7 separate regions of the Mus musculus genome follow, and all the other regions are linked to region 3. The links are chromatin loops, found by intact Hi-C in ENCODE. Cell type or tissue: left cerebral cortex. All regions are shown on one strand. Each heading gives the region's core, and the rest is flanking DNA. Links, peaks and the distances in the headings are about the cores only. Region 1 overlaps Gm5087 (predicted gene 5087). Region 2 has its middle 60 kb from the start of Gm5087. Region 3 overlaps Cadps (Ca2+-dependent secretion activator). Region 4 overlaps Cadps (Ca2+-dependent secretion activator). Region 5 overlaps Gm5087 (predicted gene 5087). Region 6 holds the start of Cadps (Ca2+-dependent secretion activator). Region 7 has its middle 210 kb from the start of Cadps.

Region 1 (4,509 bases), core at 153-4,152, 620 kb before region 3:
AAACCCCATAAGAATTTCTAGAAAGAGGAAAAGCTACAAGGTCCAAAAATATAGTCATGTTTGAAGGCTATTGGAACACACACACACACACAAATTGATCATAAGGATCATACCAGTACAAAACTTGGCAGAGGGGACTATCAAAAATGGTTGCTGTAATTAACATGAACTAGAGATTTAAGCAATTAGATGTTGCATGGGCATTTACAGTATCCTGGAGAACCTGGACCCTGCACTGGGCAGAGAAAGTGAGGAGAACCATCTCAAAATACAAAGAGAACCAATGGCTCCAATCTGCATGATGCTCAGGTGGTAAAGAAAGTTGTCCCCAGATCCCCATAAACAGCCTTAAGATGTATGAGAATATATGTTGTGTACTTGAACTGTGCTAGAAAAATAAGAAATATGATCTTTCTTACACCCCAGGTTCTGTATTACAAACCCACTATGGATTCTTAACCTTCAATTATGTATTTTCGTGGAAATATTGTGGCTGAAATACCCTCAGGTTTTAGCGAAGGGACCCTGGACAACTTAAGAGTTGAGCATGGCCTTAGCAGACCTTCCACTTTTCCCTTACTCCCTCTACCTTGCTAAAAACTTTAGATTACATTCCTCAGGCTAGCCCCCCAAGCTCTATTCCCTTATTTGGCTACTTCTTCCTCCTGAAGGTGACTACCAAGTTCCAACTACCAAAATATTAAAATCCAGCAATCAAAAGTCCCCTTTGTCTCACCTAATTAACATGTCCAATTAAAAGTAAACACCTCATCCTAAGATGGAGTTCTCCCTTTTACCTTTATAAACTGCCATTTGCATAGTGGGCATATATGTCTCCCCTCTATATGCCCTTTGTCCTCTGGGACAAATATCCCTTCCTCTTCTCCCTCGTCCTCCAAATCCTGTCTTTGACTCTTATTCCCTTCTCTTTGCACCTCTGGGGCAAATAAATCTTCTTCGGGCTGAGAACTTGGGCTTGAGTTTCTGAGCTGATACCAGTCCTTACAGTTACTGTTTGTTGTCTGCTGTGATAGGGTAATAGTCAAGTTTTTCAGTCCCTACTTTAGTATTCCAGAGAATGTCAAGATAGGGGGGGACTGTGTTGTTTTCATAATAGTGAAAATGTATTCACTATATTACAATGTAGTGTTTACAATGTAGATAAATTTGTAATAATGGTACTGTAATACCATCTGAAAAAAAAAAGGATGAAATCACAGGGATCCTAAATTTTCAGTCATGCTTCAAAGACCTTGCCAACATAGAGAAGGCCTGCTTGATGTTCCCCTCTGAGTTCCAGTTCTTAGAGCATGAGTTCAAGTGCCTGACCCTGTTAGACCCTGATGGTCAGAGCATCATCTTGGCAGAGCTTCCTAGAAAGAAGGACTGGGATGTCTGCTGTTCAAGCTTCTCTACCCAAGGCTTAATTCAAGGACCTTGGCTGCCACCACTGTGCAGGTAACTCAAGTGTCAGCTGCTGGGTCATCTGCCTAAAAACTTTCCACCAACAGCCTGCCCAATTGATTTTGTGTCTCTACAGATTCACACCACACCTCCTGCAATCCAGTCACCTCTCTCAGAGTAAGGCCATCTATATGGGTCACCTGAAAAAACAAACAAACAAACAAACAAACAAACAGGAGAAAGAATGATAGAATTATGGTCCCAGGGGGTTCCCAAGGTTTCAAACAAGCTGACTTAGAACTTGCTCACTAAGCAGGGACATCCTATTGGCAGACAAGAAGATGAGGATGTTGGTTCTGGAGGCTCGGCTCTTATCTTTTCTATAAAGCATCATGGTATCTGAGTTCCAAAAGAGTCCCTGAATCTCATAATGGTTTCACTCCTCTTGCTCAGGTTAAGTATACTTGGTTTCAGCTGCTTACCGTCAAAGAGCCTTGAAGGAGAGAAAACAAAACAAAACAAAACAAAACAAAACAAAACAAAACAAAACAAAAAGCCTACCATACCTGGAAGGGACAGGGTGGGGCCAGGCAGGCTCCATATTCTCATTTAAGAAGACATGCATATCACTGACAAAATTAACTTATTTCTCATCTGTAGCTAGGGGATCACAATAATCATCTTCCATCTTAGAGATTCATAGATAAGACTAATTTGTTAGAAAGTTATTATGGAATGAAGCTTACCCTTGTTAAGCTTCTTGACCAGTGGGCTGCATCAGGTCATCTAGACACCGTTGGCTTCCATGGGATCCCTGGCCAGCTAAAGAAGATGTGAGTACTACTCCTTTACACAGTTGAGAAAGAACAACTGCATTCAAACTTGCAACCTAAAATGAGCTACACCACTACTATCAGGAAACAGAAGGGGGCACCCTAAGAATGTGTAAACAGTAGTTAGCAGACACACTAGCAAACCTTTTAAAGGTCCTGTCATGAATGCTTTCTCTGTAGTACAGGAAAGGAAAATGTGGTTCATTTTAGAACTAAATTTATTCCAGGGAAGTCCATGACTCAGGGATAAAATTTAGAACTACCTAAGTCAACCTCTGAGAGCAAGAGAAAGACAAAGGAAAATGATTTCCACATCTGTGGCATACACTTAATCAGATTGTTAGGGTAACATACATAGGAACTGTCTGCATTTAATAACTTGGAGGTTAGAGGGAGATGGTAAAATTACTTCAAGGAGTAATTTATCCATGCCAAACATGGCTTTTTTGAAGACTGTTTACAAATGTGCACAAGCCTGAGAAACAGGTGTACAGGTTTCTCCAAGGTCATCAGCAAAGCTAGCCCCTAGCCTGGCATTTTAATTATTTCTTCAGATTGAAGCAAACTGTTTTCTCATCTATGAGAACTCTGAAGTAAACTGGTAGATCATCCAGAAAATCGTCATCAGATGAAACAATAAAAAGAAAGAGTTTGAAGAGATGAAGACAAGGAGAAAGAACAGTAAAAAATGGTTGAAAGGGGAATGTGGGGTGGGAGGAATGGGAGAGAAAAGCACAAGACAAGAGAGCTACAAGGGGAAGGTAGGGAAGGAAGAAGGAAGAGAGGAAGGAAGGGACAGAGAAAGAAAGAGAGAAAGGGAGAGAGGGAGAGAAAGAGAAGAAGGAAGAAGAAAAAAGGGAAAGGAAAAGATAAGATAAGACAAGACAAGAAAAGACTGTAAAACAAATCCCTCTGGGATTTCAGAAGGACCTTCATTGGTCTGAGTGACCAGGCTTTTCTATATGTTCCTTCATACACCTGGAGATCAAACCCAAATCCCAGGCCACACAGTAGAACTAGACGACTCAGGAGGACATTTAGGAGGAAGCCAAGGGTGACTCTTAGCAGAGCCATCGAAGCAGGAGTATTGACTTAGCAAGCAAAGAGTGGCCTTCTGTGAACGGCTTTGCTTTCACCAGCTGTTCCTCAGTTAATGAATATGGAATATTGACTCAGGGGTGTCCCCAAAGGTGGCCAGAAAGCAATCTCATTTCAGTCCTGTCAATAGCCCAGTGCCTAGAGGATGGTGCCTAGAGGGGGCACAGTTCACCCCCACTCTGCCTCTCTTCAGAGCCTTAGGCCAGTGTGTGTGTGTGTGTGTGTGTGTGTGTGTGTGTGTGTGTGTGTTTATGTTCACCAGATGGGAATGGCCTGTCATAAAGACATAGAGACACACCTGGTCACTGTTTTCTAAACACTGTTTAGGACAAGGAGAAATTGAGTCTTTAACTTTTTAAAGAAATTACTATGGTAAATAAATAAGCTTCTTTTAAATGAACTCTTAATAGTTTATTTTATACCATATATGTAGAAAATAATATTGCACATAAGTGCTCCACCCTACACACACTGGAGTAAAGCCAAAGGAAGCCTTTACATATCTGAATGTCTGTATTCTCTCTCATGTAGTTCATGTATCTAAAACTTGCTGTGTAACTAAAAATGACATGCACTTTTTATCCTCTTACAACTAAAATTTCCGGTGTAAAACATCATGCTCAGTTTTAGGCAGTACGGTGTATGTGATCCAGGGTTTCCTGTGTGCTAGGCAAGTATTCTACCTACTGAGTGACATTTCCAGCCATACAGTCAAAAGAGAATTTTAAACCCATCAATCCAACTCGTGTGATGGTATGACTATAAACACGAGGAGGAAAAGAAAGGCAGAGGGATCAGAGACATGAATTTAAGGACGAGCAGGTATCTGGACAGTAGAGTCAACCACTAGTTGATGGGAAGAGGTGTTCAGATTAACAGGAAATATCGAAAATTTAGATATGTTAAAATTACCATGTACTGAGAGCTCGACATGGCAAGGAATTGATCTCCTGTGACAATGATGATTAATCTTGATTGCCAGCTTGATGAGATTTAGAATCACCATGAAAACAACCTCTGAGGAATTATTTAGGTTGTCTTGATTAGGGTAGGAGCCTCACCCTAAATATGTGTAGAACCTTTCCATGAGAATTTAGAACACAAAGAAGAATGGGAACTGAGTACCAGCATTCAATTCATCTCTCTCTGCTTCCCTACTGCACATGCAATGTGA
Region 2 (4,509 bases), core at 299-4,298, 770 kb before region 3:
CAGTAAGAACTTTGTGAATATCACAATTTTTTATTAGTATTTGTCTGTCTATGTTGTCCATTTGAGATCCTATTATGAATAATTGCCACAGTCTAACCTCTATTGGGTCTCCTACCTGTGGGGAACGAGTTTCTGGTTGCAGGTGAACAAGAGGTCGTTGAGAATTGACAGACAGACACAGACACAAAAGAGTGTGCTGGATCTGAATGTATTGTCACAAAGCGAACACCAGTCTTATATAATACAGAAAACAAAGGGGTAGGGTGTCACAGCAGGCAAAGTACATTGAAGTTATCTGACACAAAACAGAGGAATGACTTCAAAAGACTTATAGGAACCAGGTAATGTTTACAATAAACATAAAACAGCCCTGCCTAGAGTCAGCTAATGACAGGTAAGGACTTCACATCCTAGTCATAATTTGTGCTACTCCTTTGAGCCTTGAGAAAGCTAGCACCAGGGGGTTCTGCTCTAGCAGACCTTCTCATGAATAATGCAATACCACAACCCACCTATTTTCTAGGCCTTGGTTAATTCTTGCATATGAGTATAACTTGGCTGTTCTTTTAAGTATCTGTAGGGAATCTCCATTTGTCAGAAGAATTCACCAACTTGCTTCTAATATGCAATGTAGTTTGCAATACCTGACTGTAATGAAGATTCTAGGTATACTTTGCTAAGCTTGCCCTGAGATTTCTAACTCGTATCCAGTAAAATAATATAAGAAAGCATGCAAGACCCTCTGCAATATTGCAGGGACAAATCTGGGGCATTCTAGCTATGGGAATGCCAAGGTTCCAGGAGGCTGTTTCCGTGAAACTCTTTGCCTCGTGACTGCTTCCAGGCCTTTCAGCTTGTCAAGCAGACTTCACTGGAGTGGATGTAGCAAATAATCTCTCCTAGTCCCAGTACTAGCTAATACAAATTTTAGTTCCATGCCAAAGCAGAAATCCATAGTATGGTCTCTGGGAAATACTATATATACTCTTTTATAATCTGATTTTTGTATGAACAAATGTTACAAATATTTTTCCAAGAAATTTTCTGTGTCATGCCATTTTGAATTTGCACATTTAGAGTATTTTTTAAAATACTTGTAAATAGGATTAAATGTGGACCATGTTAGAAGAGTTGCCTAAAGAAGACTAAGAAGCTGGGCATGGTGGTGCACATCTGTTACAGCAACACACAGGATACTGAGGCAGAAGGATCATAAGTGCAAGGTCAGCCTGAGCTACATAGGAACCCTGTCTCAGAAATGTAAAGAAGGGAAAAGGGGAAGAGAAGGGAAGGAACACACACACAAACAATCAAGAAAGACAAGGAGACAGACAAGCAAAGTGGAGAGTGAACAGAGACCTCGGAACAGAAGTAGGTAAAAAGCAAGTAGGGTTTGTATGTTTTAGAATCTTTTGGTCAGGGCAATTAGGACAGAAGCATCCTTCAGATAATTCAAAGCTCAAGATTCAAAACTGCATGTAAAGGGTTTTATCCCTTGTCTAAGGTCCTGAAGCAATCACATAGTGCCTCTTCCCCCCCTGTCCTTTTTCTGTATTCCCTCCCTCCCTCCTTCCTGACATACTCCATACTCCTCTCATTGAATTAGCTGTCTAGAAACTCAAGGCTGAAGATCAGAAGGCAAATCAAAGGCAGCTACGACATGGCTATTATTGTATATCTCATCTCTCTTAGTGGAAACCACAGCCACAGTAAGCAAGTCATAGTCACCTCCCACCTTACTGAACTGTGCCTTAGAGCAACCACCTCCAGACCACACCCTAGTCCTGACTGTGTATTGTTGACATGGGTTTGGGCATGGAGAGGTCCACAAAGTCTCAGACTCAAGGGAACAGCAAAACCGTCCACCTATTTGGGTGTTGACAATGTGTGCAAAACCTAACAGTTGCAGTTTCCTTTTCTTAATGACCACTTTCTGAGGCTGTTCCCTTACAGACACCTCCTATGAAGACCTCCATCAGAGCAAGCACAGCACACCTGATCCCAGTTTTTGATGTGCGTGTATCTATTGTTTCTTCATTCCTGAGTTGCCCTTGTCAGATTTCCAGGGCCAATTCATACACCACTTGGCAGTTTCCCATCTGGGTGGTCTGAATTCTAAAATCACCCAAGTCTGCCTTTCTCACTCCTGAGCCAGGGAGGCCATTCTTGATGGAAGCCTTGCAAACATGAATTTGTCTCTGTTCTGAGTTTGTGCCTGCAGTCAGCTCTTGTGGACTAGAAGAGTATGTATTCCTGCTTCTGCATTCCACAGTGAAAACTGTTTGCAATTCTGTGCTCCTGCTCTGCTCAGTAAAACAGCTGTGAGCCGAAAATACTCTTGATACTTGACCAAAACAGTGCAGATTATTTGAAACTAATAAAGGCCTTGTTTGAATTCTGACAAGTAGAAAGTGGCTCACCACCAGGTGTCACTCATTTCTCTACTGCTATAGGTGATGCCATTCTTAACACTGCTTAGAAAATCTCTTCATTAAAGATTTCATCTAGCTGGGCGTGGTGGTGCATGCCTTTAATCTTAGCACTCAGGAGGCAGAGGTAGGTGGATTTCTGAGTTCAAGGCCAGCCTGGTCTACAAAGTGAGTTCCAGGACACCCAGGACTATACAGAGAAATCCTGTCTCAAAAAACCATTATTTCATCTTTTAGTAAATTCATTGAATGGAATGAGGGGAATAGGTAGAAACACTGTTTCCTTTTTTAATGCAAGATTCATATGATAGCACATGCAAGATTTCATACTAAAACCTGAACATTTTGTTGTAAGATTTGTTGTTGAGTCAGGATCGTGTTTTGTAACCCAGGCTAATCTCTGCCCTGTGATCTTTCTGCTTCAGCCCCTTGAGTGCTGGGATTACAGTTGAATAATGCTAGAATTCCATACCTGGGCACACTCAAATTCTGTAACTCTTTTAAAAGAGTGGCTAATATAAAGGATAAGCACATGAAAAAATCACTGATTTATGCCTGAGCCTTTACTTTTGTGCTCATGCCTGCAAGTTCATGCCATGTGTGATGGCTCAAAGCTACATCAGTACTTGAGTGCCTGAGGCGGGAGGATTTTCCCAAGTTTGAAACAGCCTGGAATAGCATACTATCATACCAAAATGAGATCAGATAATTTTAGTAGACACACAAAGACTATACTTCAAACAAGGTACATTGGAACTCTTCTTCTAGCCTCTCAGATCCATAGTTTGAATTAGTTATTTGTGGTGCTATTGGGTAGGGTAGGCAGAAAGAACTTCCTGTTTATCAAGTTCTTGAGATATTCTACCCAAAGATAGAATAATCAAATGATAGCTCATCTAATTTGAGAGTTATCTCAATTGGAATTCCACAGAGAAAGATAAGCAATAGTGACCGAGGAAAACCTAGTTTTAAAAAAATGCTGGTATTAGGATGCAGTTAATGCTCTATGATGGGCACGCCCATCCCGGCCCCAGTATATCCAATACACAGCTATCTGGAAACATTTTGCTTCTTTGTAACTGGGGTAATGGCAGGTTGCAGGGGAAATCTTACCAGCATCTGTGAGTAGAGGATGTGGGGGACTTGATAGCATCCTACGGTGTGCAGCTCAGCACTACAATAAAGAGCCCTGCAGAGCAACTTGGAGTGTCACAAAGCCACACAAACTCACACAAACTCTTGATTAGATGTATGCAGCTGAGTGACTTGAAAAAGTTACTATACCCTGTCTGGACCTACATGTTGTCATTTATAAAGCAAGGATGCTAAACAGCCTGGGGCATGCTACAGCACCTATGCATATCAGCTTCATCTTCATAGTTACTGACATTAAGATACACTCATACCATATGCCTTTTTGGTCTTTCTCCCTCCAATAAATATATTGAGTGAACACTCTGAGCAAAGTTCTGAACAAAAGGCTGTGGTACCCAAGAAGAAGAGCCAAGGAAGTTCTGTCCCCAAGAGAGCTGATATTCCAGTGTGAGGTGACTCCTTACTTCAGGATGGTGGCACAGTAGAGCAAGCACACAGAGGAGCAGACATGTGGGCAGAGGTAGGAAAGGCAGATGAGGTAAGGCCTGAATGTCAAGGGTAAGGCAGACATCAAGTTGGGAGAAAGACAGGGAAATAAGGGCATGAGGTGTCTGAGGAAATTCAAAATGAGGCAGGCAACTCTGTGAGGTCCACACACAATGTCCCTGATTTCTCCCAGGCTCTTGATGAATTTTTTTTTTGTCATTTGTGTTAGGCAAGTTTGGAAAGGGGACCCATTGAAGAGGGCAGCATAATCATTTCTTAGGAATAGAGAACATGAATCAGGCATTTGTGAAGAAGCCACATCTGTGTTGAAGGTGAAATTTGTGTTGAGCCAGAATGATCTTGGGTGATCTAAGTCCCTTCGGAGCCATCACGCTCATACTCTCTACTTGACATGACACCATTGTGGCTAACAGGTAATTGCTTTGGAATGCATTTTCAGTAGACCACTTGTTGCCAGCAACCTTATAGCTAAGAATGT
Region 3 (4,509 bases), core at 226-4,225:
GAAGACACGCTTGTACATTAGAATCCAAAGATCTCAACAAAGCAGGAAGCAAGGGCATCTGAAAAAAGGAGAGCAGCCGAGTCTCCACAGCCCACTCTTCCCGAGGCTGAAGATGCTTGGGATGGGTTTTAAAGAAATCTTACCAGACCTGTCTTAAATAGTCCCATGGAAATCTATGCTAGCAAGACAAGAGTCATTACTACCCCCATCCTAAGACAGATGGATGCTCTGATGTTTATTTTCCAACATCTGGAGCTGGGATGAGTGTGCAAGTACAGAGAGGGAGGTCTGGGAGCAAGGCAGGCTTCAGAGATGCAGGGCCAGACATGCTATCCTAGCAGCTTGGCCGAGACCTGCAGCTCCTAATTGTGTCCGGAGCTCTGTGGGTGAGGTTCAAAAGGTGACCAGGGTTTCTCAGCCTCTCTAGGACTCACAATTTTGGGAGCAGTTAATTCTTGATAGCAAGGAGGTTAGCATCACCTTCATAGTTTAATAAGTTCCAAAATGCTCTTGAAGATAAGAAAGGAAAGACAAAACACAAATGAATCCAGAACATAGGCTAAGTGGATGCCAATAAAATGTACACCCCAGTGGTGACAACCCGAATGTGTCAACAGACCCACTAAATGTCCCCAGAGAGAGCAAAGGACAAAGTCATCCTCCCTGGAAAGTCATACTTAGCCAATAATTTGTGTTCTCTGCTATTTCAAGGCACTGTATGTTTCTGATGAAACAGGAGCTCAGAAAATGGCTGTATAAGAAGTTAGAGTGTGTATTCCTTGTCACCAGATCTGGATGCCTGAGGGGTGACTCAGAAAACCATCACTTTAGTACTGATGCCCTTTTACTCCTCAAAAATAGCAGTAACGGCAATATTTTAAGGGGAGAATTATGATATGCACGTGTGAGTGTGTGTGTGTGTGTGTGTGTGTGTGTGTGTGTGTGTGTGTGTGTGTGAGTGTGTGCGCGCGCGCACGTGCATGTGTGCAGAGTTGGCTCAGTGATTAACAACCCTGGATATTTTTCTGGACAACACAGGTCTAATTCTAGGCACTTTCATGACAGTTCACAACATCCCAGGGGGTCCAATGTCCTTTTCTGGCCCCCATGGTACACATACATCATACATACAGTCATGCAAACACCTGTACACATGAAACAAAAAATAAAATCTCAAAAAAAAAAAAAAACCAATTGAAAAAAGATGGCAAGTGAGGTACAACCAAGAGCAAGGGGCCTAGTGAGGCACGACCAATCAAGCTCGGATGACCCTCAGCTTCTATTATCTTAGGGGACCAAATGAATACAAAATCATTCTGGTGTAGGCTGATTCCTGTGGACATCCAGGAGTAGACTCTGATTAAAGTGCTTCAATCCAAAAAGTAGGGTATGGGCCTCAGCTCTCATTCACCGTGAGGGAGTTATCAGCCACCTGTAAGGAAAAAGCAAGTTCCTTCTCGGTGCCTTGTGCATCCCCATCTAACTGCCCAGGTGCTGGAGAATAAGGCCTGGCGTGGCCTTAGTGTCTGTCTCTGTGGGTTCAAAGACATGGGCCTGGGACAGAGCCATGCCATGTAGATGCATCCTCAGAAACAACTTCACAACAAACCCATGTGTGGGGCTTTCCTTCAGAGAAGGACATGTGCTTTCTATATTCTGTTCTGCTCTAAATAAACAGATCAAGACTCACATGAAATTTAGGTACAATTCCCCTGTATCAGTCAATTAACTCACTGGATTCAAATAGTAGCTAAGAATACAGAAGTCTTGCTGTGTCCTTACAGATTTCTAAAGGGCTGAATTTTTTCTTAGCCAAAATGCCACTGCAGTAAATGGAAATACACTTGGCAGTGTGGAATTCAAGCGCACCACAGCTGAATTGTAGACTGTCTGCAAGTGGACCAAGGGCAGAACTGGAAAAGCATTTACAGACCAGGACTGCCATCTAGTGACGAAATCCTGTCACAACTCACTGGTTTCCATTTCTTGCTTTGTTTTTTGTTTTTGTTTGGTTTTTCTGCATTTCACAAACTTTTTATATGTCTTACACTCTCTTACAGAGATGAAATCATTCACAAGTCACAGCACTTATGCATCCTTCGTTATGGTTTAAGTAGTGAAAAATCATATAAGAAGGAGCCAGAATCCATTAAAATAATAATAATAATAATAATAATAATAATAATAATAATAATAATAACCAGTACGCAGTGACTGGTCCTTTAGAAGATATTTTAATGCATTTTAAAATTCAAGCAATACCCATTATCTATTTTTAAAATCCTAGCTAAAGCAAGAGCTGCTGTCAGCATCGTGCTGTGGAAAATAATTCGACCTGCCTATGAATATGGGCTTGATTTTCTCTTAGCAGGACTTAGGGGAGCTGAGGGGAAATGGGAGTCTGGTACCCTAGTAATAGTGCTCAGATCATTTAGCTGTCTGTAACATTCCCGGTCCTGAGCATTCCACATTAAAAGAAATACAACCAATACTTGTGGTTGAAAGTGCAGGGTGTTCGAAAAGTCAGTCATTTTACGCTGTCTGCCTTTCATGTCCCAAGTCTTCTGAGATACGAGGAGGGCCTACTGGGCAAAGCCACACTCCCTGGAGATATGGACCATGTGACAGGCAAAGGCAGCACCAGGGACCTAATTATAGGCAAGTGAGAAATAACCGCATCACACAGATAACTGCCAAAGTGAGATGAATAAGGTCTGGAATTTTCCAGAAAGATGCAGTGGGTGGGGAAGTTGGACTTACATGAAAGTGGAAAACTATTACCAATGAGGAGCAGAATTTGGCATCCAGAGATGATAAATACACCATTTAGGCCAAAAAGGGAGAGTTTGGGGAAGCACCTCCATGCTTTGAGATTAGTGTTTTGGAAGGACTCCGTGGCATCTACAACCCTGCTTCCTGTGATCAGTTGTTTGCCCCAACAACCTCTTGATACTCCTCTCTCCACCCTCCGTCCTTCCACTTAGATAACAGGAATAGGCAGCTCCCAGAATGCACCACTGAGAGTTCACTTCTGGGAGGCATCTCAGATTTCCCTACCTCTGTGGATCTGCCTAGAGCTTTCATTCATCCATACTGCACTAAAAGAATCTGCCATTCCATGGATAGAGATTAAGTGACCAGAATAAAGCCACTGGGCATGTTCATTCATCTAGTCCATAGTTGGTGCTTTACCGACTCAGTGGCAGATCAGAGGAGGGACAGACTTACTCGGCGTTACAGAAATAGGAATGAGGATAGGACTGGAGCTTCCTTGTTCTCAGCCAAGTATGCCCTACAGTCCATTGCATGCCTCCTGAAAGAGACAAAGGGAGGCGAGTTTCACTCCTGGTCTGGACTTTCTGCAGTGGATGAGGGATTCCAGCCAAGCCCACAGCTGAGAGATCAATCCAAAAGCAGATGGCGGCAGCCAGCTCTAACTGGAGCTCCAGAGATGTGTGTTTCAAAGCAAGGTGCATTTGCTAAATGCAAGGCCAACCCCCAATAAGTAGGTGGAGCTACATTAACACAGACTTGTACTTCAACCCCACTGAAGCCTTTGCCTAACTTCTTTGAACCTTGTTTTTCAGTTCTATGATATGGAAGTAGTATTAATTTCTGCTCCATAAGTTTGTCAGGACAGTTAAACAATATAGTGAAGTATTTAAAATGGTTCCCACTATGCCGATCACTGAATAAGTACGGTAATATTATAATCATTGTCTTAGCTGTTGTTTACGTGAATGGCCTTGACCAAGTTATTTAGACTCCAAATCTCAATGTCTCCATGACAGGAGTAAACACTCCACCTTCCAACACTGGTTTAATAAGATCTCACTAGTAAGCACTAACACATGCTCCTCCATGGATGTTCTCTAGCAGCCGAGAAATGATGGAAACCTTTCATCCCTGATTGACATCTTGTCCTGCCAAAAGGAGGGTCTGGATTTGTCTGGCTAAGGGGTTTTCTTTCCAGTGGGGTTAAATAAAGCATAATGATAGGAACATATCTCAGTTCCCTAGAGAGTTAAAAGAGGCCACTAGCCCCAATAAATAATAAATGCTCTTTTTACATAGAAAACAAGTGCAGCGTTCTGACTGGGTAGCATAGGTTTTCTGCCACTGAACACACCAAAGAAACAAAGCCAAGAGAATACTCCGTATCCACCAACTCAAACCAGGAGGTACATCCTTCAGCGGTCTCTTACTACAGTAATGTGCTCATGGGCTCTTTCTGCAAAGCCCTTCAAAGAGAGAGAACCAGAGAGAAGGACAGGAAACACAGATATTGACTTGGAATAGTGTCAACTATGAATAAGGAAACAAAAACATCAATAAGGTGCACGTTGAAATGCTTTTATGGCTCTTATAAATTGCAGTTAGACCTAGGGAATGCTAGAACCAAAAACCACATAGGAACAACGGCCCTCGCTAATTCTGCTGTGTTCATCTGCGTTCTTTTGTTGTTTAAAATAAGCGTCTGGTTTCAAGTGATTCAGAAAGAGGTGGAAC
Region 4 (4,509 bases), core at 361-4,360, 240 kb before region 3:
CATTTAAGCTTGCATGAGGTCAGTTGAACCCGGGAGTCATGGGAGGTTCTAGCTGTAGCCCATCAAGGTTGTGAGACTATTTCTTAAAATAGTAGTTTAAGAATCGTTGCTGCCATTTAAATCTAAATTTTATGTTGCTCAAGTAAGATGTTGGATCTTTCCATATTTACCTTGCATCCTTATATCGAGGTAGAACAGATTGCTCTGTTTGTTTTGCTTATATGTGTATACACACCACCCAACCCTGTCAGTTTATTTTACCTACTACTGCATGGATGCCAGTTTTATTAAGTCAAAAAGACTCATTTCCTGAGTGAGAGATAAAAGGTGGGCCATACTCACCACCCTCCACCCCCATCCCTGCAATACCCCTTTACTTTTGCTTTCCAACTGTGGTAGGGCAGAAATATTAGAGATTGTCAAATTTTGATAAAAAATTTTAGGTTAATTGTGGCTCTACATAGTCAGCTGATCTAAATTTCAGCTTGGAATTGTATTACTTGTCTTTATACTATGGTAAATTTTACCTTCAAAATCTCATCAAGGATTAAATTAGTCAAAGATGTCCTAGACTTTTGCTATGAAAACTGACTTTAATCAGAATGAAGCAAGGCTTTCCATTAGTCAGTCAAAGGCTTTGTAGCTTTGTCCTTTAAATAGATGAGTAGGTCCAGTGGTGGGAGAAAGAAACAAGAAAATACTGTAAGAATCCAGTTCTGTTAAGTTGAAAGACCACTGTGAGACCATGTCCCTCCGATCTGACTGCATATAGTACCTCACCCCATCCAGAACTCTTATTTGAAGAGAAAGCCTGTTTTTACATGTGACCTTTCAACACCAGAGAGACTCCAGCACAGACTGATAACTGGCTTTCTGTCAATCTATTTTTAGACACTGTAAAAACTATTGCTAAATATACATCCCAGCAAAACAACCCCAGGCCTAGTGGCTACAGTGAGAAGAATATATATATATATATATATATATATATATATATATATATATATATATATATATGAAAATAAAGTTTCCTTGTTGCTCTGACTTTTACTGTTTGATGCATTCTGGAGGAGATAACATTGTTTCTCTTAAAATTCAAACTTTTGAAACTCTGAAAGTAATGGAAAGGTTTGCATACTCATTATGGTAAGATTTAAAGCCAATAAATAAAATTGGTAAGCTAATATCAGTCTGGAGCACTATATGTTCCTTGTGACCTAAGAGTGAGCTTTGGACAGATTGGAAACAAGTGTATTAAAAAAGACAGATGAAAATTGATGTAGAGAAAAGGTTAGAAAGATGCAGAAGGCAAAGAGAGAGAGAGAGAGAGACCTGCCTATGCAAACAAACCATGAGACAGCGAAGGGGTGTACTCCAGAGTACAGTGCACCTTATGAAGCCAGTTTTCTACTTCAGGTATGTACAATGTGCAAAGCACTCCATTTGGACCATTTTATCAAAGTCCTTGCTTTATTATTTGGACAGGTTAACTAAAACAAACAAACAAACAAACAAAACAACAACAACAAAACCCCAGGAACTATAATACACAGTTCCCACATGCAGAAGTAAATTTCCTATGATGTTAATTACTCAGCAGAATTATACAAGTCAGGAATAGCTGAAGTAATACATTGCCAGTAAAGTCTCTAGTTTTTGTCTGAATTCGTTTTCTGTTCTTACATCATATCTGCTTTCGTTTTGGTGGTACCAGGACTCAAACCCAGAGTCTTAGATATGAAAAGCAAGTGGATCCAGTGCTTGACCGGGCATCCTCAGCCCCTAAGATCATTTTGAATTCTTCTAAGAACCCTGACATAATTGCCAAGATCACTCTGAAACTCAAAGAGGTTGTAATAGTTTGCCTGAAGTAAAATGAAGGCAGACAAAAGAGTAGGCATTGAGCCAACGGGTGGTCTGATACTAAGTCCTGAATTCTGAATAGGAGACACTGGCCATAAATAGTCTAGAGTATACAAACAGTAGGCTAGCACACTGATAACATGTCATGCATCCTTCTGTACAAAGTGATAGTTATCCTTTCCTCAAGAAAGAGGCCTATTCCTTTTCACCTGGGCACCCATCAGATAGTCAACATGGACATAAAGAACAGAAAGTAAAAGCCAGGCACAATAGCTGGTGAATCTGCTGGGCACCCTTCTCTTTCTGTTCCCCCCACCCCACTCCCTTTTTTAAACATTGTTCAAACTGAAAGGAAAAATACATTTGTTCAGGAGAACAGTGAGGGGAGGCGGAGGAAGAAGATGATGTTTTTTTGGATAATGCTGATAGTTAACACTATTTTATTGGAAAGAAAAAAATTCTTGGCATACAGCCAATCTCTTCAATGTAAAGAAAAGACTGTAACAGACATTTTACAAAATGTGTTTTACCATTTATAAATATTTTTTGTCTTCTCTACTGAGTCTAAATGAGACATGGTGGTACTGGGTCATTTATGACCCAAACAAAATCTCTCCCAATGAGACTCTTCCAATACCAGTTCAGCAACTCACATGGCAATAGCTCTCTGCTTTTTCTGTTTCCTCCCCAGAATGCTAAAGCAAATACCTAGAGTTGGCATGGCAGAGCTACACCATCTGTTTCTAAGTTACATAGGAATGGTGATGGGTGGCTACCTCATGTGAACCAGCTACTTATAGACGCTGCACAGGGAATGTGAAACTAGGCTGTAAACAATCATGTGTAATATTTAGATTGACAGGAGGACTTTTAGTTAGGTAGCCATTAATCATAATTCCTGGATCATAGATTCTCTCATGTAGATATTTGTGTGCTTCCTAAATGTATGTATGTGTTCTTGTGTGGATGCTCACATAATGGTGGAAAAGAACTGGCCCAAAACTATGTCTACTTCAGCACAACTATTTCATTCAAGAGAACTTTATTCCTGGATGAAATGTAACTTAAATTCAAACTATTCTTTTCTATATGATTCAGCTTGTATCTTTCCATGAAACTATGGCTACCATTGAGGCACTGTTTGCTACAGATTCCACCTTTACCATTTACTTGTTTTCCTTGATTGATCATATTTTAGAAGCTATAGCTTTCATGAAACTCAAGATCAAGTCCCTGTTAACTCTGTATGCTCATCAGTCATATGGGTGCTCCATTCCTAGCGTTAGGCACCTAGGCTGCTCTACTATTCAAAAATCTTAATCTTTGCTCTGCCAATGCATATTATCTGCATTTTAAAATATAAACTATTCTAATGCATCAAGACAATAAGTGACTGCTGCCTGATTTCCTTCCAACAGAATTATGTCTTTCTTTATCAAGAGAATAATCTGCCTTTTGCCCCCTGCTCCCAAGTCTGTCTGCTGTAGTGATAAGGAACAATTTATTATACAGTGTCCTGGCATAAACTACATTCTGAAGATGCAGAATAGAAAAATAATGGGACCATCTTGCCTCATTACACATCTGGAATAGCCTTCTGCTTTCCTGCAGCTGGACTCAAGAATGAAGGAAATTAAATCTTTCATTCCTGAAGAATCATATTCTATAAAGTAATGAAAGTCAAACGACTCAGAGATCTTTTCTCTGAAAAAGCAAATAAGTGCAGAACCATAGGCTATCACATTGACACATGAGAGTAATTGACTTGGGGCCAAGAAGCTATAAAACTGAAGGGGAGTTATGAGGAGAGTTCTCCCTTAGAACTAACTCCAAACAAGCAAACAGATGCTCACTACAGTAAGCACCGAGTCAGGCTGGGTGGCCAAACCAAAAGACACAGGTACCATCCTGTTCTTGAACTGGAAGAATTTATGATTTGGTTTGGAAGATAGCAGTCACAGAAATCAAATAATTGAGAGTAGGAAAGAGATTACTAGAGAAGATGTTGGTTACGAATGCTAAAGAGGAAAGGGGTGGTGTAATCATATGTGCCCAGACTGAATTTATGCCGGGATTGTTCATTACCAACACATAAAATCCTTTAAGCTTGGAGGTGGAATGTTTCCACAGTATAAAATAAGGCACTTTCCAAACAATGCACAATGACTGGAGATGAATCAATTTATCCAACTATACCTATTTTCAGATGATGTTTGAAGAAGACAGACTACACAGGAGATTGTAAGCTTTAACTTGTAACTTGGAGCCAAACTACAAAGTTATTTTGTCTATGAAGCATGTGCCCTGTTTTTAAATTAGTTCTCTGCTCAAGCTTTTTTATGATCAAAAATTTCAATTTCTAACTTTTCATCTGGTTAATTTCATGGAAATATTAGGACAGAGTTTTTGCGTATTTGTAAAAATCAATAAAAAGAAGACTCAACTGCCATTGCTTAAACAATAGAATGCACATCACTTTTAACCTAATTGTATTTGTTCCAAGAAGGAAATGATATATGTCTAAATGGTATAATAGCAGCACTGTGGGCCTTGCCAAATCCTTTTCTTCTTTATGTTCCTTACCAGATCCTGACTGTCTGACCCTAGCCCCTGGGAAGCATTCCTGGGAGAGAATCTGACATTTGG
Region 5 (4,509 bases), core at 200-4,199, 660 kb before region 3:
ATTCTTATAGCAGGAGACTCAGTCTGCATGCTGGACTTCTGCAGAATAAAACACTCTTTGCATTTACAAACTATTTGATTCTGGGTTATCACTATTCGGCAAATCATGCACCCTGTGACCTCTTCCACAAAAAAAAAAAAAAAAAAAAAAAAAAGGGTTCTATTGACTGAGAAACCATACTCAGGATAAGGAGGATTTGGGTGCAGCCTGGCTTTTCAGATAACAAACATTAACAGGCTACAAACAACATCCACTCCAGCCTTCTGGATGGAAGAGGTGTAAATCCCTTTGTTGAAGAGAAAAGCTTCAACAAAGAGAAATGTTTAACATTTCTGGTTTCTCTAGTACTGTCTGTGAGCATGAAGACTTCGTGTTCTTTTACTGGGGTGATCTATTCATATCTGTGATCTGCTTAGGTTGACCATATTACAAACGCATTAGACTGGATCAACAGGAGCCCTAATGGTAACTATGGTCCCCAAGAAGTCCTTGGATATGTCACAGTGACCGGAGAATCCACACACTTGATAGATAATGTCAAAAGTCAACCTCAGGTAGCTTAGCAATGCATTTGAGACTGCGTTGCCAGAAGGGAAATGGGGTCATGATGAACTAAGTAGAGTTTGAACTAAGTGATGTGAAGGTTCTGTGCTCAGCTCCACCCCAAACAAACAACAAAAATGTAATGACTTACTTTGGGGAGGCATTTGAGAGAGTCTATTTAGCACAAGTCAGCCTCAAACTAACAAAAGCCCTGTCTCCAGCCTCTGTAATGATGGGTTTACAGTGAGAAGCTACCACACCTGTCTTACAATTAGCATTTTTAATATTGGCATTTCCTGCACTCATGCAGCTCCTTCCTGCTGGCAGAAGATGGATATCTAGCTACTTGAATAACTTCACCTGTGCATATCCCAGTAGGCCATCCTATGGAATGATCAGTAGAAGTTAATTAGTTCCCTTGCTACAGGACATCATTCCTAATAACCTCACAAATCCAGGCTGGCTTTTTAAAGGTAGATTTGTATGGGCTATAGATGTAGCTAGCATAGAGCACTTCTCTGACATACTCAAGGCCTGGGTTACATTCTGAGTACAGAAGAAATAAAGGAGTGAAAAAAAATATTTGTAGACAACTGCTTTTGATCCAGATTGTTTTTGTGACAGTGGGATGTTAACTGTCACTTACTTAATACATGAGGTGTTTGTGTACACCACAAGCCAGTTTTGGTACTTAATACAACTCTAGTATTTCAATGTCACTGAAAATTAAGACCTAGTAACTTGACCTTGTTGCTACAAATTTATGAGTGGCAATGTCAGGTTTCTTAGTCAAAAGTTTTGGGTTCTGAAGTGTCACCTATTTCTACTAATGTTTTGAGAATCCCAAACAGAAAAAGGCATAAGAGAAGAAATTGTAAGTTTAGGTCCACAGAATTCCATTTACTATGGATAAAGGTCTCCAGTTAAGATAAATTATGATGCACTAATGATAAGACCAAGAGTTTGTTACTGTTTCAGTTAGGATTGTGACTAGGTCTCTCCACTGTATCTTCTGCCAGTACCTATAGGTAATTTGAAATAAAGGGATTCAGAATGCCAAAGGATGACAGCCTGTCACCTGCAGTAATGAAATGCCAACAAACAAGAGCAGTGGGAAACGAGTATGGCACAGGAAACCCATGAGACAGGGTGGATTTGGACATGACTTGCTTTTACTAGCTATTATTACTAGATTTTACAGCTATTATGTCTTGAAGAGGAAACACTCATATTCATCTAGAGTTTGAAAGTGGCTATCATATAAAAGTTACTGATGATTATGAATGTTAGAGATAGCTCCAACCATAACCTAGACACTGTCCATCTCTCCCTTGCCTGGCATTGTGGTGATTCAGACCCAGTTCCTCTTATGACAGCTGTGGGACATTAAATAAATCATGGAAAACAGAATCTCTAGCTAAAATGGTGATAACAGGCTGAAAGACCACAGGTATGATAACTCCCCATGCTTATTGTCCCTAGGTTTTCCATGAAGGAGTCTGGAGTTTACAGCATTTCATGAACAGGGAGACTTCAAGATGACAAGTCTCAGGGACAGAAGCAACGCTGAAGGCCCATTCTCTATTATGCAATTTCTAGAGTAGCCACCAGGTGGCACCAAATAGTAAATTCTACTTTTGTTTTTATACTACAAAAATAAAAACAAATGGAAAACACAGAAATGAGCATACACCAAGAACATGGAAATTCCTACCTCCCCCACTCCACCATACTGATTTCTATCCTGAGTTTAACTCATAAAATATTGTTGGGGGAGGGAGTCCAGAAATCTTGAGAGTGCTGTGAAGTGGAAAGAAAACAGAGAAAGGAAACTAAGAAACTACTGGGGACCTCCTGAGTGAACCATGTGGAGCCACGGATTGATGCAATAGCAAGAGGAGTTTATTGTTTCAGTACGCTGAGGCCATCCTGCACCCAAAGGAGAGGCAACGATCCTGGGTGGCCCGTTTGGCAAGTTTTTATACAGTTTCCAGGGCAGAATAGAACATCAGCAATAAGGCACAATGTGATTGGTGGAACAGTGCACACTTTAGGGAATGAGGTATTGGGGCTTCCCATATCTGCAGGTGGCCAATGGTTGGTCTGCCCTGCGGTTTTATTGAGGAATGTAATCAGCCTCTCTCTTCTGAGGGGGGAGGGGTGCACATGTGCTCCATGACCTCTCTCTTCCAGGAGGAGAGGGGCCTTCATGTTCTGGGGCCTGGTGGAATTTTCCAAAGGCGCTGAGCTGACCTCTTCACATTCATACACCATCCATGGGCATCCATATAAATAAAAGTAAATATTAAAAATTGTAAATAAAATAAAAACTAAATATCTATTGATTTGAAGTGTTGAAGATGCTAAACATCCTTCAATACCAAATATTCAACTGAGTTAAATCTTTACTTAAAAATAAGAACATCTATCCCATTAGCATGTAAATTTGCTTTTATAGTTAGTGAATTCCAAAACTTTATTATAGCAAAGAATTATTTCAAGATAAATTTCTGTATCATTTATTATCAGTAAACATTACACTTGTATGGCATCCCCATCTTGTAGAAAGCTTTATACACCGAATCACCTAATTCATCAAGATAATCAAGGGCATTGGGTTCTTTAAGCTTGAAATATAGTTTCAACCACGGGTCTTCAAAATTCTCTGAGCTCCCAGGAGGGAGAGAATCTGGAGAGGTTTCAGTAGTTGAAGGTGCTGGTGAATCAACAAGCCAACTCCAGATTTTTAAAAGATCCATCCTTATACTTCTGCTCCTCTAGAACCACTCCCAGTACCAACTTCTGTATTAGTCAGGGTTCTCGAGAGTCACAGAACTTATGTGTAGTCTCTATATAGTAAAGGAATTTGTTGATGACTTACAGTCTTTAGTCTAACTCCCGACAATGGTCAGCAGCAGCTGTGAATGGAAGTCCAAGGATCTAGCAGTTGCTCAGACCCACACAGCAAGCAGACGAAGGAGAGAGGGAGAGAGGGAGAGAGAGAGAGAGATTGATTCTTCCTTCTTCCAATGTCCTTATGTAGGTCTCCAGCAGAAGGTGTAGCCCAGATTACCACCACACCTTTAATCCCAGATGGCCATGAACTGGGAGATCTCCCTGTCTTAATTTTCTGGAATTCATAGCCACTATGCCTCAAGATCTCCATCTCCATACAAAGATCCAGGTCAGAAACTTCTATCTCCCAGTCTCCAGATTAGGATCACTGGTGAGCCTTCCAATTCTGGATTATAGTTCATTCCAGATATAGTCAAGTTGACAACCAGGAATAGCCACTACACCACCCTCACATTCTCTTTTGATAAAAGCTGTCACATCTTCAATCACACTCCTGCAATGCAGGGCATATTCATTTCATTCTGAAATATCCTTGTCTAGCTTCCCTTACAAGTTAAAACAACTCTTTGAAGTCAATGACTGTTTTTTATTTATTTACTGAAACAGTGAGTATGTATCTAGGAAGACAAATGTCAATCGAGAAGATGCCTTCATCCGATTGGTAGGTAAGTCTGTAAAACATTTTGTGATTCATGATTGATGTGGGAGGGCTCAGCTCACTGTAGGAAGTGCCAGCACTGGGCATGTGGTCCTGAGCTCTAAGAAAGTAACCTAAGAAAGCTACAAAGAGGAAGGGATATACTCCTCCATGGTCTCCACTACTTCAGTTTCTCCCTTCAGGTTCCTATCTTAAGTTTTTGTGCTGTAACTTCCCTTGGTGAAAGATTGTAGCCCAAGAGCTATAAGCTGAAATAAACCTTCCCCCCTCACCAAGTTTCTTTTGATCATGGTGTTTATCACAATAATAGAAATCCTAAGGAAGAAAGTATGTATTTGCCCTTATAGTTCCAGAAAGGATCCAATGCAGGGCATATTCATTTAGTTCTGAAATATCCATGTCTAACTTCTTAGGTTACTTTCTTAGAGCTCAGGACCACATGCCCAGTGCTG
Region 6 (4,509 bases), core at 228-4,227, 250 kb before region 3:
TTCTGAATCCAGGCTGGATCCTTCTCAACAGTCTGTTTTACGGGAACCTTTATGACCGTGACCCGCAGTTCTGGTTCCGGAATGAGGGATCTTCCTTGCGCCGGTGATGGTAACCGTCCAGGGTTTTCTCATCCCAGGATTTCTCGTCCCGGGTTTTCTCGTCCCGGGTTTCGGCACCAACTCTTACACGCGTTCGCGCGACTGGCCAGGAAAGACGCAACAAACCAGAATCTTCTGCGGCAAAAGCTTTATTGCTTACATCTTCAGGAGCCAGAGAGCAAGAGAGCAAGAGCAAGAGAGAGCAAGAAAGCAAGAAAAAGAACAAGAAAAAGAAAGCAAGAGAGAGAACAAGAACAAGAAAGCAAGAAAAGGAACAAGAAAGCAAGAGAAAGAATGGCAAAACCCCGTCCCTTTTAAGGAGAATTATCCTCCGCCTAGGACGTATTACTCCCTGATTGGCTGCAGCCCATCGGCCGAGTTGTCGTCACGGGGAAGGCAGAGCACATGGAGTGGAGAACTACCCTTGGCACATGCACAGATTATTTGTTTACCACTTAGAACACAGGATGTCAGCGCCATCTTGCAACGGCGAATGTGAGGGCGGCTTCCCACACAGGCAGGGTGGTACACACACTTAATGCCAGTATTCAGAAGACAGAACCATGCAGATTTCTATATTCAAGGTCAGCCTGGTCTACAGAGAAAATTCCAGGACAGCCAAGCTTAGTCAATGAAGGAAACCATCAAAACCAGAAAGCTGGCAATGGTGTAAAAGAACAAGGGGGACCATGGTCTAGCCCCAGCAAGCAGCAGAACTTGGTAGCTTTGGTCATGTGACTCTGGATTTAAAGTTAAGACTAGAAGTGGTTACTGGGACAATTGATGCTGGTTAGCTGGACCTAAGAAATTAGCAGTGATCAAGAAGAAACCAGCATCACTGAGGTGAAATCTTCTGGGAAGTGTTTTCTGAGAGCATAAACTAGCTGTGTTCCAGAGATAGCAAAGGTGTACCTTGCACTGCTGCTGGACTTGATAATGTGTAAGAACCACCCAGGTAGTACTGGTTTTGAAGGCATGAAGGGGTCATGAAGAACAGCTGAGGCTTGGCACTGTGACAGGCCTTAGAAGGCCACTGGTAAAGGTACAGCCTCCGTTGCAGTTGATAGCTCAGGACTGAGAGTCATGCAAAGAAGTTGAGGCTTGGACCATGAAGAGAGCCTGTGAGAGGCTATTGGTGAAGCCTAGTTACAGCATAAGACTCCAGGGAATTAGAGATGATAGTACCCTGGGATGATCATCAAGAACAGCAGCAGCAGTGGAGTAGAGTCAACTGGAGCCTAGAGTGCTACAGAGGTCAGAGCTGGAGAAGAGATACAAGCCCTTAGGAAGAGTCCAGAGGATGATGTGTGGATCCCAGACACTGGAACAAAGAAGGTGTAATGTTGAAGTTACTTTGGATACCCTAAGATGCTAGAGATATCAGAGCTGTGGGATACCTGTTGAGGAAAGCTGCTAACAGGGAGTGGAAACAGTCCAAAAATAAAACGTTTGTTGCAGTCAACAAAGATGAAAGGAGTTGAAGATATGAAGATATCAGATATGAGATATCAGATATGGAGATGCAAAATTTGGAGTTTGCCCAGCTGCTTTTCCGTCTTGTTTGGTCCAGAATTTACTTACTAGGAAGTTTTGAATGATAGTGTATAGCCTATGATAATGGAAGCATGCTATCTGATTTCTGATTTTGATTTTTAGAGGATTACAGTTAAATGATTGGAAGACTCTTAGAAAAGACTTTGAACATTGTATTTTTAACATTATTGAGACTGCTATAGATTGTGGGACTTTTGAATTTGATCCAAATATATTTTTGCATTATGCTATAGCTAGCTATGTCCCACTATATGTTTGAACAATCCTATGGGAGCCAGGTGGTAGTTTGAATATGCTTGGCCCAGGGTGTGGCACTATTAAGAGGTATGGCCTTGTTGGAGTAGTTGTGGCCTTGTTGGAAGAAGTGTGTCACTGTGGGGTGGGCTTTGAGACCCTCCTCCTAGCTGCCCATGAGCTAGTTTCTTCTGTTTGCCTTAAGAACAAAATACAGAACTCTCAGCTCCTCTCTCACCATGCCTGCCTAGCTGGACACTGCCATGCTTCCTGCCATGATGATAATGATCTGAATCACAGAACTTGTAAGTCAGTCCCATTTCAGGGTTTTCCTTTGTATAAGTTGTCTTGGTCATGATATCTCTTCACAGCAGTAAAACCCTAACTAAGACACTATCTAAACTGTAGATTTCTATCTTTAATAAAAGGTGGATATTGCATTTCTACATTAAGGACTATTTGGAATAAATAACAATCCCCCAAAATCTGCAAAAGTATAAAACCAAGCAAAATCTTATTACATCATTTCATGAAGTGTAAATAGATATACAGACAGAATTCACATCACTGTCTTCACTGTGTAATAATTAAATGTACAAACTGTTACAGGGAACATATTTGATCAATTAATGATCTCTGTCTGGTCTTAGCACACTTTCCTCAAATTAGTTCCTTCTCCCTAAACAACCTCTTTATATGCTAAGCGCAGTCTCTCTGTATGGTCAAATGCATTATAATCCAGCTTTCTTTGTCCTCTTCACTCACCCATAGGGGAGCTCTACAAAGCTCTGTACTTTTCTTCCTGTGTCCTGTCATTACATCTCTCTGAGTCACCACTTCAACCTACAATATCCATTCCCCATGTTCCCTCTTGAAAGTTTCATTCTCTTATTTGATAATATAGTTCACTATATCCCAATTTGCTTTATTCATGAGAACCTTTTTCCATTTACAAACCTAGATTTGTTGACATTATGTTCGAAATAAACGTGCCGCACTTCTTTGTGTCTCCCAAAGGAGAATATACTCTTGTGAGAATCTTCTGAATGTTCCATGTCCAGAAGCACTTAGAGCAGTTCATTAACAAAAAAAAAAAAAAACAACCAAAAACCAAAAACCAAAAAACAAAAAAAAAACCAAAACAACAACAACAACAACAAAAAGCTTACTAACAGCTGTTGATCCACTGACTGGATTACCATAGTTTTCTGCTCCAGACAAACTGGTAAACATGTTTTATTTCCTCAGAAGAGTTTAATAGAACTGGTAGACTGTCAAAGTTTTCACACTGTTCAATTTTAAAATGTTAAATGAATTTTAAAAAGTGGGCCATTAAAAAATAAAGGCCATAAAAGCTTTATCTTTTATGTATGATAAAAACCAAATACTAGCAGTGAATATATTACTTAATTCAAAAAATGAAGAGAAATTTTTGGAGTGAAGTACAGATACATTTTGCTTTGAGTTCATTCACATATTTAATCAGGTTTACCAGAAAGCTTATAGTAAAACTCGTGGTAGATTGTAAAACACAGAACAACAGTTGTTATTTAAAATTTAAAGTCATGCTACTCATTTATAAAAAGCAGCTGATAAGGGAATTAGAAAATATGCGAGCATACAAGCTGAAGACTAGGTCTTTAACTGGTTTTCTGATGCATCTAAATTCTCTGGTTAGGTTCAGCACGCTGGCCAGCTCCCCCGTGCCTTCTGGTCCCTGTTGGCTTAAGAAAGGAAGGATTCCAGAATAAAGGCATCATCTGTATTAATAATGACATCATTTATATTAATAATGACAATTCCACAACTCAAAGTAAAGACAGTGTAACAGAGACAGTAAATTCGAAATTGCTGCTGCCGAGTTTGGGGGGTGTCTGATTTGGTGTGTGTGGTTCCTGTTCCTTCCCTCAGATCTTCATGGAGGAAGGAAGGGCTGAACAGCCAGAAACCTGGCAAGGTTCAGCAGAAAATACACGGACTTCTAGAGACTGAAAAAAGCTTCACTGACTTGGAGTTGGGGACGTTTGATTTCTACTTAAATAGCCGAACTTCATGATCCATACATTAATTCACTCTGATTTGATGCATTTGTATTTTACAGTGGTATTGATTGTTGGAATAGAGGTTTACACAGATGGAAAAAAAAAAAAAAACACACACTGCCTCCCCTTCCCACTGCTCCCTCCCAGCCACCACACCCCAGTTGAGAAGTCTGAAGGTAACATCTCACTGAATTCCTCTTTCTGTGACCTTTGGACGCCTGCAGAAAGCCTGGTTTTTGCTGGTCAGAAGCTACCATTGGCTTCTTTATTTTCCCTCCCCACCCCTGGAGGGAAAAAAAAAAACTTTTTGTCCCCGGGAGGGGAAAAGAGGACGAGGTAAAGAGAAGTGGTCTAAATAGGACAGGGGGCAAGGAAGACTGGGGGGCATGAGGGTCAAAAGTAGTGAAGCTCTTTTGGGGCGCACCGCACTTCCCCCCTCTAGGCCTTTGCAGTCGCCCTCTCCGCCGCGGACACTGGAGAGTTAAGCCAATAAACACGTAAGCGCCGCTCGCTCCCCAATCGGCAAGATGCCTCTCCTGCTCTTGGCTGCATCGACAGCTTGCAACACTCGGCATCTTTT
Region 7 (4,509 bases), core at 205-4,204, 460 kb before region 3:
GGTAATGTAACGTTATGAACTTTTATCTAATAAGATTAATTTTCTTGTTTATTTGCTTATTTTATAACTGTGTGATACCTGGTGTGACAGATTTTTGTCCCTACAAACATAATGGTTTTAGGCCTTGAGAATGTTTCTCAATGCCTTGTTTTCATTGGATAATCTTTGTTGTCTACTGACAGTTAATAACCACTCAGCATTTAGGGATATAAACCAATAATAGATTCTTGGTGTCAAGTATCCCAAAATAGCACAAAAGGTCCAACTCTGCCTGCAGCTCAGGGATGACTATGATATTTTAAGACAGGAATTGTGAGGCAGCATCACATTCACTTGATTTTCCATGGGGATCTCCCTGTGCCATGACTTTTAATAGCCTTGTGAGATGACATCTGAAATATGTTGTCCTGCATGGGGACATCTGGAGAACTACTGCTCTCAGCCTTTGAAGTCATGTGACAAGTTTTTCTTGATACTCTATGACACAAGTGGGAAATTGAGAAATCCCCAAGCTCAAGGGAAAGAATTAGACTACTTCTAATTTTTAAAAAAATATATATTATTTATTTACTATATATGAGTACACTTTACCTGTCTCCAGACACTCCAGAAGAGGGCATCACAATCCATTACGGATGGTTGTGGGCCACCAGGTGGTTGCTGGGAATTGAACTCAGGACCTCTGGAAGAGCAATCAGTGCTTTAACTGCTGAGCCATCTTTCCAGCCCCTACTTCTAAATTTAATAAGCATGGCCACAGTACTGACAAATGTATAGAATGAGACATGCTATAGTGTCAGTCTTTAAAAAATACAGGTGTTTCAACTTTCAACTTTACAATTTCTGTATTCTATGGCATGTACCTCAATGTAAAGAGTATTGACCACCTTACTAGAGGTCAAAAGCTTCTTGATTCTCTCAAATACCATGACAATAAGAAAGTAAAACCTACCCAAGGAGGTCTTGAGCATGCCCATATGCAGTTCACCTCTAAGGCTGAATTTAGAAGGGAGACTTTGGGGCTTTTCAACAGTACTTGCCAGGTGAAAACCAAGACAATCCTAAAGTGAGAAAATTTTTATTTTTTTAATTAAATACCTTCTTACAAAGTTCTTTTCTCAGTATTTATTCAGGCCTCAAAGCCCATTTAGGTAAAAGTCACTCTATATTCTCTGGAACAATACTTAGACAAGACAGACACTGCAAGACACAGGACATGTTTCATCCACTCAACCAGTAGTGGAGCAAGGACTTGGATCCAGTTCTCTCAGATAACCATAGGTTCAGTCTTCTTTGGATATGATTGAGTTTTAAATTCATTTTTATCTTCCAAGTCTCTTTGTTTGAAGTAAAAACTATTTTTAAAAAAAAACCTCTAAAGTTGCCTGATGAGGAGGTAAGTCATGTCAGTTATAGGAACTACAGCCACAGATGGATCCCAGAGCATGAATAGGAACAGTAGCATGTGCCTCTTTCCTATTTTAGGGTTCTCTGTTCTTCTATGTTCATTATTAAGTAGATAGTCCCCATGAGATGATAGTCAGCCAGCACCAGCTCCCCTCCTATGTCCAACCACTAAGCAGTTTCCTTTCCCTACAGGACATAGGCATCTGTTCTGTTCTTTCCTCTTTTGTCTGGACTTATGCATATTTGCTTTCAACTGAGGTCTTTATCATTGCATTCCCACCAACCATGGAGGAGCAGGGAGCTGAAATCTGGTGATGTCTAAGTGGAGTCTTTACCACCAACTTGGATTGTGCAGTGATAGTTGATTTCTTACAAGAATCTCAAGGTGAAGCATCCAGTGGAAATTTATCAGAGCGCAGACAGGCAGAAACATCAGGTGCTGAGTATGTCCTCATTTTGCAGATGTAAACTCTTGTAGCTGGCGAGAACAGATCTTTGTTCCATTTTTATCCATTCCTTCTCCCTGGCTCTCAGTGTTCTATGATTGCATCTGTTCCTCCTTCCTTAGAGGAAAAGAGTTGACAAATTTACTCATACTAAAGTGTGAGTCACTCAATCACCAGGAATCCTTGCATTCTAGCTTCTATAATGAGCATTTCCCTATTTGACTGATATCTGCTGAACACTTACCATGTGAAGGATATATATATATATATATTTGCAGTCATGGGTGAAATAAGACAACTATATCTTACATATTTTAGAAGATGTATTAATCTAATAAAAATAAGCCATTTCTACATTATAGGAAATAAAAGGTTACCAGAAAGAAAAGAAACACTTGAGTATTTTCCAATTCAAGGAGCTCATATACTAAAACTATTTTCTGTCTTCTGGGCTCCAGTGCCCTGACTCTGTTGATGTGAATACCCAGAATTACTATTTTTATTTTGCTGATAGTTCAAGGATCAGAATTGTGTCAATGATTAAACCTGAGGCATTTGTTCTGTAATATATACATTTTCAAAGTCACTGAAACTCTTTGGTCAGAGCAAAGTTCTGGGGCAAGCATGAACTGCCCTGCAAACCACTGTCCAGTTGGTATTAATCTACCCTTTCGTAAGCCACCCTTCTTTCTTCCATGGTCACATGACACATTATAGCAGGTTTGCCTGGTACTTTGATTGATCCCCTTCATGAGAATCACATCACAATAAAGGCTGCTACTCTGAAAACCTTTACCTCTCTGAATATGTTTCATATAGACTTTTGCAGGTCCAGATGGAAGACTGGAGACTGAATGCCCTCAGTGAAGCCCTAATTCAGTGTCAGATGACCTTTGACAAGTACCAATCTCAAGCTCTTTACACATCACAAGGCTTTTCCCATCATATGATGCATTTGCCAGCACTATCTCTTAGAGCTCCCCAAAGATACTGAACTCCTTTGCCTGTCTAGAGTATTTGAAGGTACATCCCATTGGCTTTCTTACCTATTCTGTCTTACATCTCACTCTTCTACTAGTGATTTCTGACCTCTTTCCATATAAATTATAGCATGCTAACCTTTGTCCAAAGGTCTTCTGCTTAGAAAGCCTAAAGTGAGTCCTCTTGTATGTTTGTTTGGACTGGTCACATACTGCCTCCATGTTTAACATTGTTTTTAAAAAGAGTTCTAACACTTGTCTTCAAATATATTACCAACAAAGAGGCTCCAAAGAAGTGTCTAAAGGATTAAACTAAGGACTCCTCCATATCTATGACCTGAAAACTTGACCAAGTGCTCCTGCCAATCAATCAGGAGATAGAGACTTTATTATATTACATATTACATATTTATTACATATTACATATCACATATTGTATATTACATATTGTATGTTATATTATACATTGTATATTATATTGTATATTGTATATTGTATATTATATATTACATGTTACATGTTATATGTTACATGCTATATGTTATGTGTTATGTGTTATTATTATACATTATACATTATTGTAATGTATAATATACATTATTGTATAATGTATATTATATATTATATTATCTTCACCATCACTCTGATACATTCACTCAACCCAAATCATTCTGAAGAAAAAGGCAGTGGGGAAGGAACAGACTGATATTAAAATGTTATTGTGCTAAAACAGTCATAGAGCGTGCAAAGAATGTATTTATTATGCAGAGCGCATCAACGCAAGAAGAGAACTTTTATTCTTAGGAACCATACAGGAATGGAAAAAGCCCAGCAAAACCAAGGCAGACCTGGAGGTTTACACCACAAAAGAGTGAGGAATGACCTAGGGGGATTTAATTCTGATGCTCAGTCTCTCCCTTCTTCATCCACTCTCAGATGTAACAAATCCTTCTGATGATAATTGCAATGTGTGTCTATTTATGGTGATCTGATGGGGGTGTAGAGCATCCTACTTTGGATTCTATTGATCACCCTCCATCCTGATTAATAGGCTTTCAGAAGAGCCGAGAAAGTAAACAGGAAGTCCAATACTTTGCTCCCTACAAAAACAGAGAAAGACAAAAAAAAATGTTGAATGAATGCGTTTATTTCCAAGAGTTTTAATAATAAAGTTTTAATTTAAAAGAATAGAAAGAAAATTCTATAAATAGATAGAAATAAAATTCAAATGAATCTGGTGGATAACATGAATGAGAGACGGAGAGAGGGAGTTAGTTGGAGGGAGAGAGGGAGGGAGGGAGGAGAAGAGGGGGGCAGGAAGGGAGGGAGGGAGCGAGAGAGGGAAGGAGGGAGTTGGAGGGCGAGATTCCTATAGATGGATGTTTCCACGCTCTTCTCCAATGCTTCCTTGGGACTACCAGAAAGAAATTGCACTTGGGAATTCACCACACTGTGGAAGAAAACACACTCTGCAATAACTCCTGAAAACAACTTTTTGTGCATTTTTAAATTTAGATTTATTTATTTTATTTTATGTGCATGAGTGTCTTATCTGCATGCATGTATAAGTATCACATATCACATACATGCTTGGTGCCCACAGAATTCAGAAGAGGGCTTCAGATCTTCTAGCACTGGGTTGAGGATGGTTGTAAGCAAAAGTATGAGCAGTGGTA

The links. Peaks named below come from ENCODE experiments on the same cell type or tissue, not always from the same donor. Only the 100,000 strongest peaks of a DNase experiment are listed, where the experiment ranks them.
Region 1: a loop joins it to region 3, with 9 times the contacts of the local background. A loop is called at or near these places in 22 of 42 quality-filtered maps.
Region 2: it touches region 3 in a loop (4-fold over the local background); 5 of 42 quality-filtered maps call a loop at or near these places.
Region 4: a loop joins it to region 3, with 3.0 times the contacts of the local background. A loop is called at or near these places in 6 of 42 quality-filtered maps.
Region 5: a loop joins it to region 3, with 3 times the contacts of the local background. A loop is called at or near these places in 24 of 42 quality-filtered maps.
Region 6: it touches region 3 in a loop (7-fold over the local background); 6 of 42 quality-filtered maps call a loop at or near these places.
Region 7: a loop joins it to region 3, with 2.5 times the contacts of the local background. A loop is called at or near these places in 2 of 42 quality-filtered maps.

What each region holds. Positions count from the first base shown.
Region 1 is chr14:13,196,516-13,201,024 of GRCm38, reverse strand. The region is part of intron 2 of Gm5087 (predicted gene 5087); the gene reads left to right. Among named protein-coding and RNA genes, the nearest start is that of Gm5087, 86 kb to the left of the region's middle. In left cerebral cortex, for the core only: a CTCF peak has its summit at 2,329 (motif pointing right); a DNase peak (open chromatin) is centred at 2,344.
Region 2 is chr14:13,342,342-13,346,850 of GRCm38, reverse strand. It overlaps a transcript of Synpr not described here. Among named protein-coding and RNA genes, the nearest start is that of Gm5087, 60 kb to the right of the region's middle. In left cerebral cortex, for the core only: a CTCF peak has its summit at 2,402 (motif pointing right); a DNase peak (open chromatin) is centred at 2,253.
Region 3 is chr14:12,572,699-12,577,207 of GRCm38, reverse strand. The region is part of intron 6 of Cadps (Ca2+-dependent secretion activator); the gene reads left to right. Among named protein-coding and RNA genes, the nearest start is that of Fezf2, 230 kb to the right of the region's middle. In left cerebral cortex, for the core only: a CTCF peak has its summit at 1,949 (motif pointing left); DNase peaks (open chromatin) are centred at 857, 1,903, 2,687 and 3,326; H3K27ac peaks cover 2,100 bases.
Region 4 is chr14:12,816,723-12,821,231 of GRCm38, reverse strand. The region is part of intron 1 of Cadps (Ca2+-dependent secretion activator); the gene reads left to right. Among named protein-coding and RNA genes, the nearest start is that of Cadps, 4.1 kb to the left of the region's middle. In left cerebral cortex, for the core only: no CTCF peak of the experiment used is centred there; a DNase peak (open chromatin) is centred at 2,592; H3K4me3 peaks cover 438 bases; H3K27ac peaks cover 83 bases.
Region 5 is chr14:13,234,797-13,239,305 of GRCm38, reverse strand. The region is part of intron 2 of Gm5087 (predicted gene 5087); the gene reads left to right. Among named protein-coding and RNA genes, the nearest start is that of Gm5087, 48 kb to the left of the region's middle. In left cerebral cortex, for the core only: a CTCF peak has its summit at 2,146 (motif pointing right); a DNase peak (open chromatin) is centred at 2,139.
Region 6 is chr14:12,823,064-12,827,572 of GRCm38, reverse strand. Cadps (Ca2+-dependent secretion activator) reads left to right here and starts at 4,494. Exons shown (of 31, transcript NM_001042617.1): 1 at 4,494-4,509. In left cerebral cortex, for the core only: a CTCF peak has its summit at 2,628; a DNase peak (open chromatin) is centred at 3,810; H3K4me3 peaks cover 402 bases; H3K27ac peaks cover 535 bases.
Region 7 is chr14:13,034,968-13,039,476 of GRCm38, reverse strand. No RefSeq gene overlaps it. Among named protein-coding and RNA genes, the nearest start is that of Cadps, 210 kb to the right of the region's middle. In left cerebral cortex, for the core only: no CTCF peak of the experiment used is centred there; a DNase peak (open chromatin) is centred at 1,877; H3K27ac peaks cover 1,450 bases.